Regions from separate parts of the Homo sapiens genome. Here region 2 is linked to region 1. Evidence: chromatin contacts called from ENCODE Hi-C or POLR2A ChIA-PET data. All regions are on one chromosome and are shown on one strand. The core of a region is the stretch at or near the end of the contact, and the rest is flanking DNA. Distances in the headings are between cores, read along the strand shown. Region 1 has its middle 65 kb from the start of LINC01625. Region 2 overlaps LINC02941 (long intergenic non-protein coding RNA 2941).

Evidence for each region. A loop is a pair of places that touch in the nucleus more often than their neighbours do. ChIA-PET counts read pairs that join two places held with the same protein, here RNA polymerase II (POLR2A).
Region 2: a loop to region 1 is called in a map of prostate gland, with 2.2 times the contacts of the local background. The contact joins two enhancer-like sites. A Hi-C loop is called at or near these places in 3 of 168 maps with a recorded cell type or tissue (A673, Caco-2 and prostate gland). POLR2A ChIA-PET finds 5 or more read pairs at or near these places in 1 of 52 experiments (Panc1).

The regions. Positions count from the first base shown.
Region 1 is chr6:139,536,725-139,542,465 of GRCh38, forward strand. No RefSeq gene overlaps it. Among named protein-coding and RNA genes, the nearest start is that of LINC01625, 65 kb to the left of the region's middle. Within about 2 kb of position 3,192, at least 22 of the 41 ENCODE cell types and tissues checked have a DNase peak (open chromatin) inside an H3K27ac peak, as active enhancers do; they include A673 and Panc1, where a contact is called at or near this core.
Region 2 is chr6:139,979,842-139,985,582 of GRCh38, forward strand. All of the region lies in intron 1 of LINC02941 (long intergenic non-protein coding RNA 2941), which reads left to right. The region is part of intron 1 of LOC103352541 (a long non-coding RNA gene); the gene reads right to left. Among named protein-coding and RNA genes, the nearest start is that of LINC02941, 6.4 kb to the left of the region's middle. RefSeq lists a silencer at 2,871-3,165. Within about 2 kb of position 2,079, at least 13 of the 41 ENCODE cell types and tissues checked have a DNase peak (open chromatin) inside an H3K27ac peak, as active enhancers do; they include A673 and Panc1, where a contact is called at or near this core.

The DNA of each region.
Region 1 (5,741 bases), core at 1,942-4,441:
AGCCTGGGGGTGGCAGAAATGGAACAAGAATCCAGAACTTTAAAATAGCAAGTACTGTACTGCTTGGGCCTTATTTACAAATCATAGCTTGAGAGAATTCATTCATCCTGCTCAGTAAGAGCAGTTTGTTCCTTTCACTTCAGGAATTTTGGTCCCTGTATACTTCGAAGTCTCTGAAAGAATAACATTATTTGATTACAGGAATGTTCTACTTCCTTGCTTCCATTGTGTGTTCAACTCTGGTGACATCTTGATGGGCTTCTTCTGGGAAAACATATTTACTTTTTCATTTTTAGCTTCTCATCCAGGGATATCCAGTTACACTATAAATGTCATCTATTGGCAAATATAATTTGCCTACAGAGGCCTGGACCAACAGTCCCTCGGTGAATTCATGACAAAACGCCTGAATGTGGAATCAGGGTAGTCGCATGTTCAAACCAAAACTCTATCCGCTGCTGGTCCAAGGTGCCTCTTGCTGTTGCCAATTAGCCGGGACACCCAGAACTAACCCAGGAGCTTATAAAGGTAATGAGTGGTTTCAAATCACCCACAGACACCCATAGTAAATGGAAAAGCTTTTGTCTTTTGTCAACATCTTTAATGGTTTCAGTTGGTAAATTATTAACAGAATATATGTGGAGTCCTCAGCATTTCAAATACATTTGCTTTCTGAACAGGAACATTGGAGAACAGTCTCTCCTGCCAAGTTCCAAGTTGCAGGTGCCCACTCTTCTGCCCTCCCTCCCTGTCTCCTGCCCTGGGCTGTGTTAGGATCTTTCTTCTCTTGCTAAAGGGGGCTTCTCTCCACACTCCTGAGAGCTCTTAGCTTCTTGTGCACATTTACCCTTGTCCAGGCCCTGTCGTATGAATAGTTCTATTTCATTCGACTCTTCCTCTCCAGACATGTGGGAGAAAGATGACAATTTGAAAAACATAGGCCAGCCGTGGTGGCTCACGCCTGTAATCCCTCACTTTGGGAGGCCGAGGTGGGTGGATCACTTGATCCCAGGAGTTCGAGACCAGCCTGGGCAACATAGTGAGACATCATCTTTACAAAAAATAAAAAATTAGCTGGGTGTGGTGGCACATGCCTGTAGTCCCAGCTACTTAGGAGGCTGAGGTGGGAGGATCACTTGAGCCTGGGGAGTTTGAGGCTGCAGTGAATTGAGATTGTGCCACTGCACTCCAGCCTGGGTGACAAAGTGAGACTCTGTCTCATAAATAAAGAAATAAAAATTAAAACAACAACAACAACAACAACAACAACAAAACCCTAGGCTGGGCGCAGTAGCTCACGCCTGTAATCCTAGCACTTCGGGAGGCTGGGGCAGGTGGATCACTTCAGGTCAGTGGTTCTAGACCAGCCTGGCTAACATGGTGAAACCCCATCTCTACTAAAAACACAAAAATTACCCAGGCATGGTGGTGCATGCCTGTAATCCCAGCTACTTGGGAGGCTGAGACAGGAGAATTGTTTGAACTTGGGAGGCGGAGGTGGCAGTCAGCAGAGATCGGGCCACTGCACTGCAGCCTGGGCAACAGAGCAAGACTGTCTCAAAAAAACAAACAAACAAAAAACCTGGTTCTAGTAAAGGCTCTCCCACTTACTAACTTATTCACCTTGCGTAAATCACTTAACTTCCCTCAGCCTTGGTGTCTTTCAGCTGTCAATTGGCAATTGTCACACTCTTTGTGGTATCTATGTCTCAGAAGCTTCAGAATCAAGCAATCTAATCCCTGTCGAGAGCCTGAAAACCTTATAGTTCTCACTATTGGGTACTGTTTATGTTGACATTTTTTCTTCACAGGAGGTTCACAACACATCCGTTGAAATGCTGGGATTGTGACTGACTCAGTTAGGCAGGAAGAACAAGTCCTCGTGTCAATGAGTGGAAGGATGACACATTTGCTGGAAAATACAGTGTGTTGTCGTATTCACACTAACACCACTGAGAAGTTGATCCTGTTATTATTATTCGCAGCGACATTTCCTGGCTTAGACCTAGCGTACTGGGTAATGCCCATATGTTCAGAACAGTCAATACTGCAACGGCGAAAGGGAAAGGCTCGGGGGGTGGTGGACTACTGGAAGGGTAAATGGGAGAGACAGGTTATACTTTTATCAAGATTTTCTTTCTTTCTTTTTTTTTTTTTTAAAGAGCATTAGCTGTTACATTGTTATGATTACATCTGTGGGACAGGAGACATGGACCGGAGTTAAAAAGCAATAAAGCATATAGGCTATCACTGTCTCTAACACAGTGACTCTTGGCAAAATAGGTAGCTTCTCTAAATTTTTCTCATTAATTAAACGGAAATGGGAATGGTAACTACCTCCATTGGGTTGCTGTGAGTATTAAATGAGATAACATGCAAAGTAACTAGCACATGATGATACTATGTGCATGTGCATGGCTAGCGCACACAAGTGTGGGTGCACTTGAATATTACCCAGTTTCTGGTTCACTGAGGAGCCACCCATTCCACCAATCATTTGCTGATCCTATATAAACATAATGCTATGCTGCAAGGCAGTGAGCTCCCAAGTTGCTTAGAATCTAGATAGGAAGTAACGCCAGGCACTGTGTCTTACACTTATAATCCCAGCACTTTGGGAGGCCGAGGCAGGTGGATTAACTGAGGTTAGGAGTTTGAGACCAGCCTGGCCAACATGGAGAAACCCCATCTCTAGTAAAAATATAAAAATTACCCGGGCGTGGTGGTGGGCACCTGTAGTCACAGCTGCTTGAGAGACTGAGGCAGGAGAATGGCTTGAACCCAGGAGGCGGAGCTTGCAGTGAGCTGAGATCGCACCACTGCACTCCAGCCTGGGCGACAGAGCGAGACTCTGTCTCAGAAAAAAAAAAAAAAAAAGAAAGGAAAAAAAAAAGAAAATGAAGAAGACAAGGACACAGAAAACAAGGAACAATACAGAAGGAAAGTAAATAAATTAAGATGCTAAGTACAGACCATTACTGATTATAAGTGCTGAGAAAAGTATTAGTCACTTGAGACCTGAAAAACTCACAGAAGTGCTTCACAGGCAGCATATCATGGAGAATGACTATGTTTTAAATTAGGGAAAAAATTCCAGGTGTAGAGCAAGAAGAGCAAAGCCATGCTGAGGAAGGAGAAGAAATCCTGGCTAGCCGGAATGCCCAGCCAATGGGAACTGGCCGGATTGCAAGGCAAGATCGGGCATCCCTTCCAGGGACGCCGTCATTGGCTCGAACACCGATAGGGTCTGCTCAGTCATTGCTCAGGAATTCTTGCTTCTAAAGGGAGCAGCTGCAATGAGCAATGCCTGGGAACACATTATTAACTCGCAATACACAGTGTGGCCCGCTCTTCCTTTCTGTAAACAGTTACTTGGTGATCAACAACGTCTACTGAGTGGTTTTGGTTTGCTAGGCATTAAGAAAGGTTATGAAGCAAGTTGAGACCATGCAAGATACCTGGCCAGAAGATCATTCTCAGTATGAACGTAGGATAAAACACACAGGTCACGAGAATAAATGTTTACAGAATAGGAGAGCTACACGTTTTAAGAAAGAACATACAAACCAGCATAATATAAATAGAAGCTGGGGTGACATGCCCCATTTGTTGACAAGGGTGGGGTAGTTGTGAGGTTGGTGTGTGTGCAAAGCAACATTGGGAAAAGCTGAAATCACGATTTGACTCTGCTTCCCCTGATGCAACAGAGGCCTACTCAGCCTTGGGGGAGCAGGCGACTCGCCACAGTATTTCCTGTTTGCTTGTCACGTTGCCCATTGTATTTGATCTTGCTCCAGCAAAGCGGTGGTGATGTGTTCAATCATTATTTCTTAATCCTCTCCATCTTCTCTCTCATTTTCTTTCTTATTCATTGATCATGTGTCTCCACTCATTCCACCTCAGCCTGATGCTTGGTGGAAGTTGAACAACTTCCTCCCTCAGTTGCTGACAATTCTTTCTCATCCTGCAATATTTTTAGAATGTTCTGGGATTGTGGGGATCCTTGGATGCATTCAGCTTCTTGCTAAGTGTTGGGGCAAGCAAAACTCTGGCAGGTGAGTTGACTGCGTCTGTAATTTAGAATGAGAGTGAGAGAAAATATAAATGTGGGTACTAAAAAATGGTGTTAGTCTTGGAAAACGAGGTTCAATCATAGCTCTCTAAGGTTTGTATATGCTCATAAACACAACTGATAGAAGCAAAGAACAACCACTTCCAGTCAGACACCTGCCAAGTCTTTGGGAAGTTGAGGCAGAAAAGATGATGGAATGGCTAGGAGGGGCTCTCCCATCAGCTTGATCTCCTGGGAGCAGTGACTGGTTCTTTTTCCTCTCTGCTGGATGCATTGTAAATGCTCACTTAGAGCCTTGCATGCATGAATAAATGAACAAACTCTAAAACGTTTCCATGGCTAAGAAGTAACTTTGAGCCAAGCCATAGTCTTCTGAGGCTTAACTTCTAGGTTTAGCAGAAAATCACTGTGGCTCTGAATTGTTCCTGGACTGACTGCAAGTTTTGGTCATTTGGTGTTTCCTTTGGAATAAAACCACTATGTGAGGCCTGAGATCAAGCGCCTGTGCAGCTTTTCCTGGAGAAATACTGTTGGTGGTTGCAGGGTCTTTTTGTTTCTAGAGTTTTATTTTCTGAGACCCCTTGCCATTAATATTAGTATAGCTGTAGAATTTCGACATTTAAATTTTATATATAAATTATAGCATTTAACATGTGAGTATTCAAAATCCACAACTATTTACTTTCTAAGTAAAATACACATTATTTTGCATAAGAATAAATAGCAAAAAGTATCACATAGAAGAAAATCCACATTGTAACTTTGTCATAATAATGTCCTTGGATCTATGATTCTTTTTAAGAAAAAAAGAAAGAACTATTTGTCGCATGGACTAGGGAAAAATGGGTGGGGGATACAGGCACCTTCTTTGACAAAAAAGGAATTATATTTTGTGTCATTCAACATTTTTCTCTCTCCTTTTTCTGCCAACCAAAGAACAAAACAAAACAAAAACTCAAAAAACAAAGAAATCACTGCAACAATAGCAGCAACAACAAAAATACTTAATAAGAGGATTTAGGTGGAATGCTATAAAAATTAGATCAGCAAATAAGATTATGGAATTTCATGTGGTTTCTATAATTCTAGGAAAGAGATGTTTTATGTGTTGCTACTAAAGGAAAGTGGGATATAGAAGAGAACAAGAAGAAAGAGAAGAAAGACAAGGAAAGAAAAATCTCTGTGTCATGGTCAGTGTTTTCCAACAGGGCACTATTCGCATTTGGGGTACGGTGATTAACCATATTTTATAAAAATGAAGAAGAATTCTGATAGGAACTTAAACATGAGTTGTACTCCTCTTGATTAAGTGTACATTTTATTTCGACTTCCAAAATCCCTAATGTTTTAAACTTTTTTTGAAAGAGGATTTCTTCCTGTTACAGTTTATAAATGTCTCAAAGTGTGGGTGTATGGCAAACCATTCCAAATTTACCCTCAGAGAAGTATTCTTTACTTTTTTGACTGTTCTGGTTCTCCATTTGACTTTTGCATGAGAATCCTCAGCTCACTGTGCTCTTCCGTCTTTAAATGCACCCTCTCGGGTGAACTAATTCATTCTCATGGCTTCAGTTGCTGTTGATGGCCTAGTTTTCACACCCGGCACTGACATTCCAACTACTCTTCATCCCTAAGTCTTATGCAAGGGTGAGAATTTGCACTTAGATCT
Region 2 (5,741 bases), core at 829-3,328, 440 kb after region 1:
GAGTTTCCATATCTCCCCTGCTCTCACACATGCTCAGCCTCCCCCGTGATCAACATTCCCCTCAGACTGGTACATTTGTTTACAATGGGTGAACCTACGTTGACACATCATTGTCACCCAGAGTCGAAGTTTACGTTAGGCCTCTCTCTTAGGTTGTACATAATGAGTTTTGACAAATGTATGATGACATTCATTTTAATAATGAAAATGGTTTGGTTGTTAGGGACTAGATTGTGACACTTTTGTTACAAACCTGAAGAAAGTCGGGAGATTGTTAGTGAAATCCCTTTCTAGAAGAAAATTATAGAAAATGTGCCGGGTCTGCAGGCTGGTAGGTCCCCCTCCAGTCCCTGAACTGCCCACTGGAAGTTATGATGAAGACAGTCACTTGTTGGTTAAACTTGCATAACTTAATGAAGGAAAGAAAATATGGTTTCTGTAAGAGGACATCCTGTAACTGGACCATGATGGTTCTTTGTAAGGTCACGATAAAGGGAGAAAGAAGTGGAAAAAATTTAAACTTTAGAAAAAGTAAAAAATCCTCATGTAGTAAAGATAAAATTTTGCTGTCATGGTATCTTGTAGGAGGCGCCAGTGACATTTTGCTGAATTGCTTGTGGTGAATTCTAAGAAAAAATAAAAGATATTACTTTGAAGAAAAGGGGAATGCTAGCATGGAGCTCATTGCCTGGAAGGAGAAGAGGCTGAAAACATAAGTAGAGAAAAATCAATTTGGGTAAATTCATAAATCATTGATTTAGAATTAATGTATAGAAGACAGAGTGGGTAGGCTGGGAGCAGTAGCTCATGCCTATTATCCCAGCACTTTGGGAGGATGGGGTGGGTGGATCACTTGTGGTCAGGAATTTGAGACCAGCCTGGCCAACATGGTGAAAACCTGTCTCTACTAAAAATACAAAAGTTAGCCAGGCATGGTGGTGCGTGCCTGTAGTCCCAGCTACTCAGGGAGCTGAGGCACGAGGAGAATCTCATGAACCCAGGAGGCATAGGTTGCAGCTGAGATTGCATCACTGCATTCCAGCCTGGTTGACAGAAGTGAGACTCTGTCTCAAGAAAAACAAAAGACAGAGTGGGTTATTTGCAGCACAGTGTAATATCTGTACAAATATAACCAATGTCTTTATCTTTCATGTAGATACCTCTCCACAGGCTACCACGTGAATCTCCAGTCAGCTGGAGCAAAGCCATATAAGATAGGCCTAGTTCAGACAGTGTTCTAAAAAGAAAACTACCAACAAAAGGGGCTTGGAAAGGTTCCTCGGGATATCAAAAATCAAATTAGCTTATTCTACTGTAATTGCTTATTTAAAATGGCAGAATCCCCCCTAGAATTGGAAATGTTCATTAATTTATTCAGCAAATATTTACTGAGCACCTACTACATGCCAGGTGGTCACAAATTTAAAAGTAAGCAATATAGACAAAGCCTATGCCCTCTTCTAGCTAACAGAAAATAAATACTGGGTGAAAGAATAAAAGAGAATTATGTGCATGTTACACACTTGACAAGCATAAATGTATGTAACAGCTTTGGAATGTTCTCTGATGAAGTTCTGATATACCTTACCCATTTTTCTCCATTAAGCATGTGGTGAAGACACAGCCTGACTAGTAAGACTGTCTGTGTTCTGATATAATCTAGGTTTCTTTTCTTGTATTGACCAGAAGGTGTGAACATGTGTTGCATGAGTTGTGTATATTTGTGTGTGTGTGCATGTGTGTGTGTGAGAGAGCATGCACACTTTTGTGTCATGCTTCTCAAAATGTAGCACATGAACTGGAATTGAAGAAGAATTAGAGCTTTTGATTACTATTTGGATTATTTTCTTGGTCTTTACATATGCAACTGTTCAAGGCTTAATATAAGTTTGGTCTTTTTAGTATAATGTTGTGTAGGAGGCTTTGCTTCCTTATAATATGCTATGTGACATGAGGCTCATTTGCTTTCCCTATTATCCCAGGAAATGCTAGCATCTTTCTTGTGAGTATTCTGTGTCCTGGGTTTCCTACTGTGCTGCAGTGTAAAGAGAGTAGGGCAATGTAAACTTCTTTGAGAATCACTTCCTGACTGATTGGCGTCTAAGAAGAAACACGATCTGGAGCTTTGCACAGCACCAGGACTCTGCCTGTGAAACACTATTAAATCTGCTATTACCCTCCCTTCCGCCCTTCCCCCAGGACTCTAAGGTGACGTTCCCACTTAACTCTTTCATGCCCAATAGCACGTAGGGCACACTACCAATGTCTGCAATGAATCATATGTTTTCAGAATAATTATTTTGATCACTTATATCCTTTCTTATTAAAAATGTCTGTGCAGTTCTTAAAGAGGAAAGGGGTGAGGGAGGAAAGCTGCAATTTAGAGGAACTGTGTAGTTGTTTTTCTTTCTTTTATTTAATCGTCACATTTAATATTTCCTTATAAGTCACATTTTAAAGAAAACAAACCCAAGGCTCAGAGAGGTCAACTAATTTACACACATGGCATGGCTAAGAAGTGGCAGGGGCTGGATTAGAATCAAGGCATTTCTGACTCAGAGCCAGTGATTTTTCTACTACATACAGTAAGTTCCACCAAGTGGAAAATTAAGGTCTTAATAATACCAGCCAAGAAACACTGCATTAATTATAATGAATGTTTTATGCAGGGTAGTTTTTGGGTCTGAATCATGGCATTGTTGCCATACATTTTTTATTTTATTTATTTTTTTACTTTGTGTGGAGACATCAGGGTTTATTAACCACTGCATCCAAGACTGAAGATCAGATAGTTAAAAAAAAAAAGATGATATTTGAATGTGTAAATATTTGTTTTAGAATACACGGAGATAGTCTTTTTTTTTCTGTCTTTCACCTAACCTTTCTTCCACATTTTTTTTTTTATTGAGGCAACAAATTCCTTCCTCCTTAGATCCCTGCCCCACAACAACCCAGAGCCCAGAACATAAACAAAGACACATTTGGAAGCTCCTGCAGAGAGACCTATATCCAAGATCAGCAGATCCTGCAATTTGCTATTTCCTCCTCCCCCCTCTCCCCAGATGCAGGCTTATGTAAGTCTCCCTGAGGCATGTATGGTTTTAGGGAAAGGATTGAAAACTGTGCCTGGTGCTGTTAGTATTAGATGGCTGTAAATGAATAAATGGATAATAACAGTTAGGCAGCTCACTGACGGTATTCCAAGTATTAATAAATGAGTGCAATTGACACAGTTTGACACCAACACTTTGGAATTTATGACATGTAAAAAGGGAGAATATGAATCTGCCGCTTTCAACTTTTTAATATAATTGGGATGCCTGAAGCCATTTTACCATCTGTAAGCTTCCCGTATTAGCCCTGATTTACTCCTGAATGTCCACAAAGCCTGGGACTTCATATAAAAGTTTTGAAAAGAGTTTAGCATTGTAGCTTTTCTTTTAATATCTGAAACTTGTTATAGCATGTGCTGCTATTTCCAGGCAGTTTAGTGTCATTAAAGCAAACACCATATAAACCTGACTTCCTATTTTTAACATTGTAGAATTCTATATTAAGTGCCATGAACAAAGAAGCACATCAGATGAATACTTTTTCCTTTAAAATGAAAAACTCCCTTAACCAGGATGTTCAGAACCTTCCCAAAATGGACTTGTTTTCAGCTTGTTCATCTTTTCCACCTCCCTACTGCTTTTTAAAAGTTTCATGTCCATTTTTGGTGACAATTTATTATTTGAAGTCATCTTCCAAGGGCAGGAAATATCTTTGTAGAAAAGAGTCCGAAATTAACTTCATGTGCAAAACAAACGTATCACAGAACAGTAGAGACAGTTCCTAAGCAGATTGTGTTCTAAAAGTTTGCCTAAAAGAATGCTGTTTGGAGCCTGGAACATATTTTTCATGGAAACACTATAGATGGCTGTTAAGTTCTAAGGTCAGTGATTGAGGCCATGTGACCTGTGAAGTAATTGGATCGCAAAACTGCATTTTTAAAATACCACTTTGTGATAATTTAGGATATTATTTTGGTAACGTCACACATTATAACATGGAATCTAGAGCTACTGCATAGCATCATGAGCATGATAGTTTAACTAGGTTCCAGTCACACTGATCTCCTTGTTATTGCTCAACAAGGAGTGAGGACTGTGGTATGGGCATACAAATTGGGAGAGCATGTGTGTTTAATGATGACTGTAGTCTGTGCAAGGATCAAGTCAATATCAAGTCATGCAGCTTGGAGTACCTCCCCCTCCCACTTTTTTGATGTACATGTTTAAGTAAGAGTCTCAAAGTGTCAACATTTTTTGTTGGGTCTTTGTTGTGATTCATCACCATGTGATCCTGAGGCAGCGGATGTCTTGATAGGAAAATATTGATAGTGCACAGCTGGTACATTCCTTCCCCACTTTTACTTGAATTGCCCTGTGCTTCTCTAGGGTTCCCTGCACCCTCTTTTTCTCTCCCTCTCTTCCCACTTAGTGGTAGGGTCTAGGGCTGTAGAACACACCAGACAACTCATCTTGATTTAAGCAGACTACTTAGGGGGTTCTGATGGATACTGAAAGGCGACTCACTGGACTGGAACGTGTGCCTATAAAAGGTATCCTGGCCCCTATTGCTTCACCAACAATCAGCTAATTTGTTGTTGGCCTATTCCACCTTCTTCATTTTCCACTGTCATAAATTCTTTGGCTGCTGCGACTGAACATGCTGGAGAGCGACCTTTCTTCTCTTAGACATTCTTGTAAAGATGTAAGCCCGGTTCAGAGACTGCTTTGGTCCCACTTCATTACTTGTAGGTTCCTACAGTAAAAGACCATTCTTTCCTATATTTGCCATCTTCACCGTTTATACTCAAGATGGTGGTTAGAAGCCAGACAATAGATAATGAAAAGAATGATAAATCATTGAGTGGTTGAAAACTAACGCAAATATTTGATTACATTTCTAGCTGTAGCAAATCAGCAAATCTCAATTCCTGAGTAGGTGAAGTTTGAATTGCCCAGGTGAGGAAAAGCAGGCTACTGAGCACTGCTCTGGGAGTCGGATCAGTAGGAGCCTGATCATATCTCAGAACAGGGCAGTGTGAGCATCAGAGTTTGTGGAGAAAAGGGCAAAGTGGAAAGATATCTTACTAGGTTTTCAGCCCCTTTTGACTTTTAGAGGCAATTCAGGTGAGGGCTCAGAAAGAAAAGAGGAAAGCTGGGGAGAAAGCTCCATAGTTTTACAGAGCACATAAATAATCATGTAAAGGATGTTAGTAGAAATACGGATGTTCAGGATGATTTTGATGAAACTTCAGACAGAAATGAGTTTTCCCAGAGGTCTCTTTGAAAGACTCAAGGCTTCTCCCTTTTGGTCATGTCTCAGGTAGTCTTAAAGCACTCAGAATCCAGCATGTCAGCAAAGAAAATTTATGGCTATTTTACCAATCATAGAGACAATTTAAGTAAAGAGGAGTCAATTAAGCATTTGTAATATTTGCTTTTTAAACTGTGGCAGCAAAATCATTTTAGTGGATAACAATTCACATTAAAAATAGAATGAAAAAATAGAACATAATAAAATATATAAAAGTTTTGCAACTTAGATTTATTTTATGGGTCTTTTATTTCCCTCCTTTCCTCCCTCCCTCCCTCCCTCTCTCCCTTCCTTCCTTCCTTCATTCCTTTCTTCCTTCCTCTCTGTCTTGTCTTTTTCTTTCTTTCTTTCTTTCTTTCTCTTTCTTTCTTCCTTTC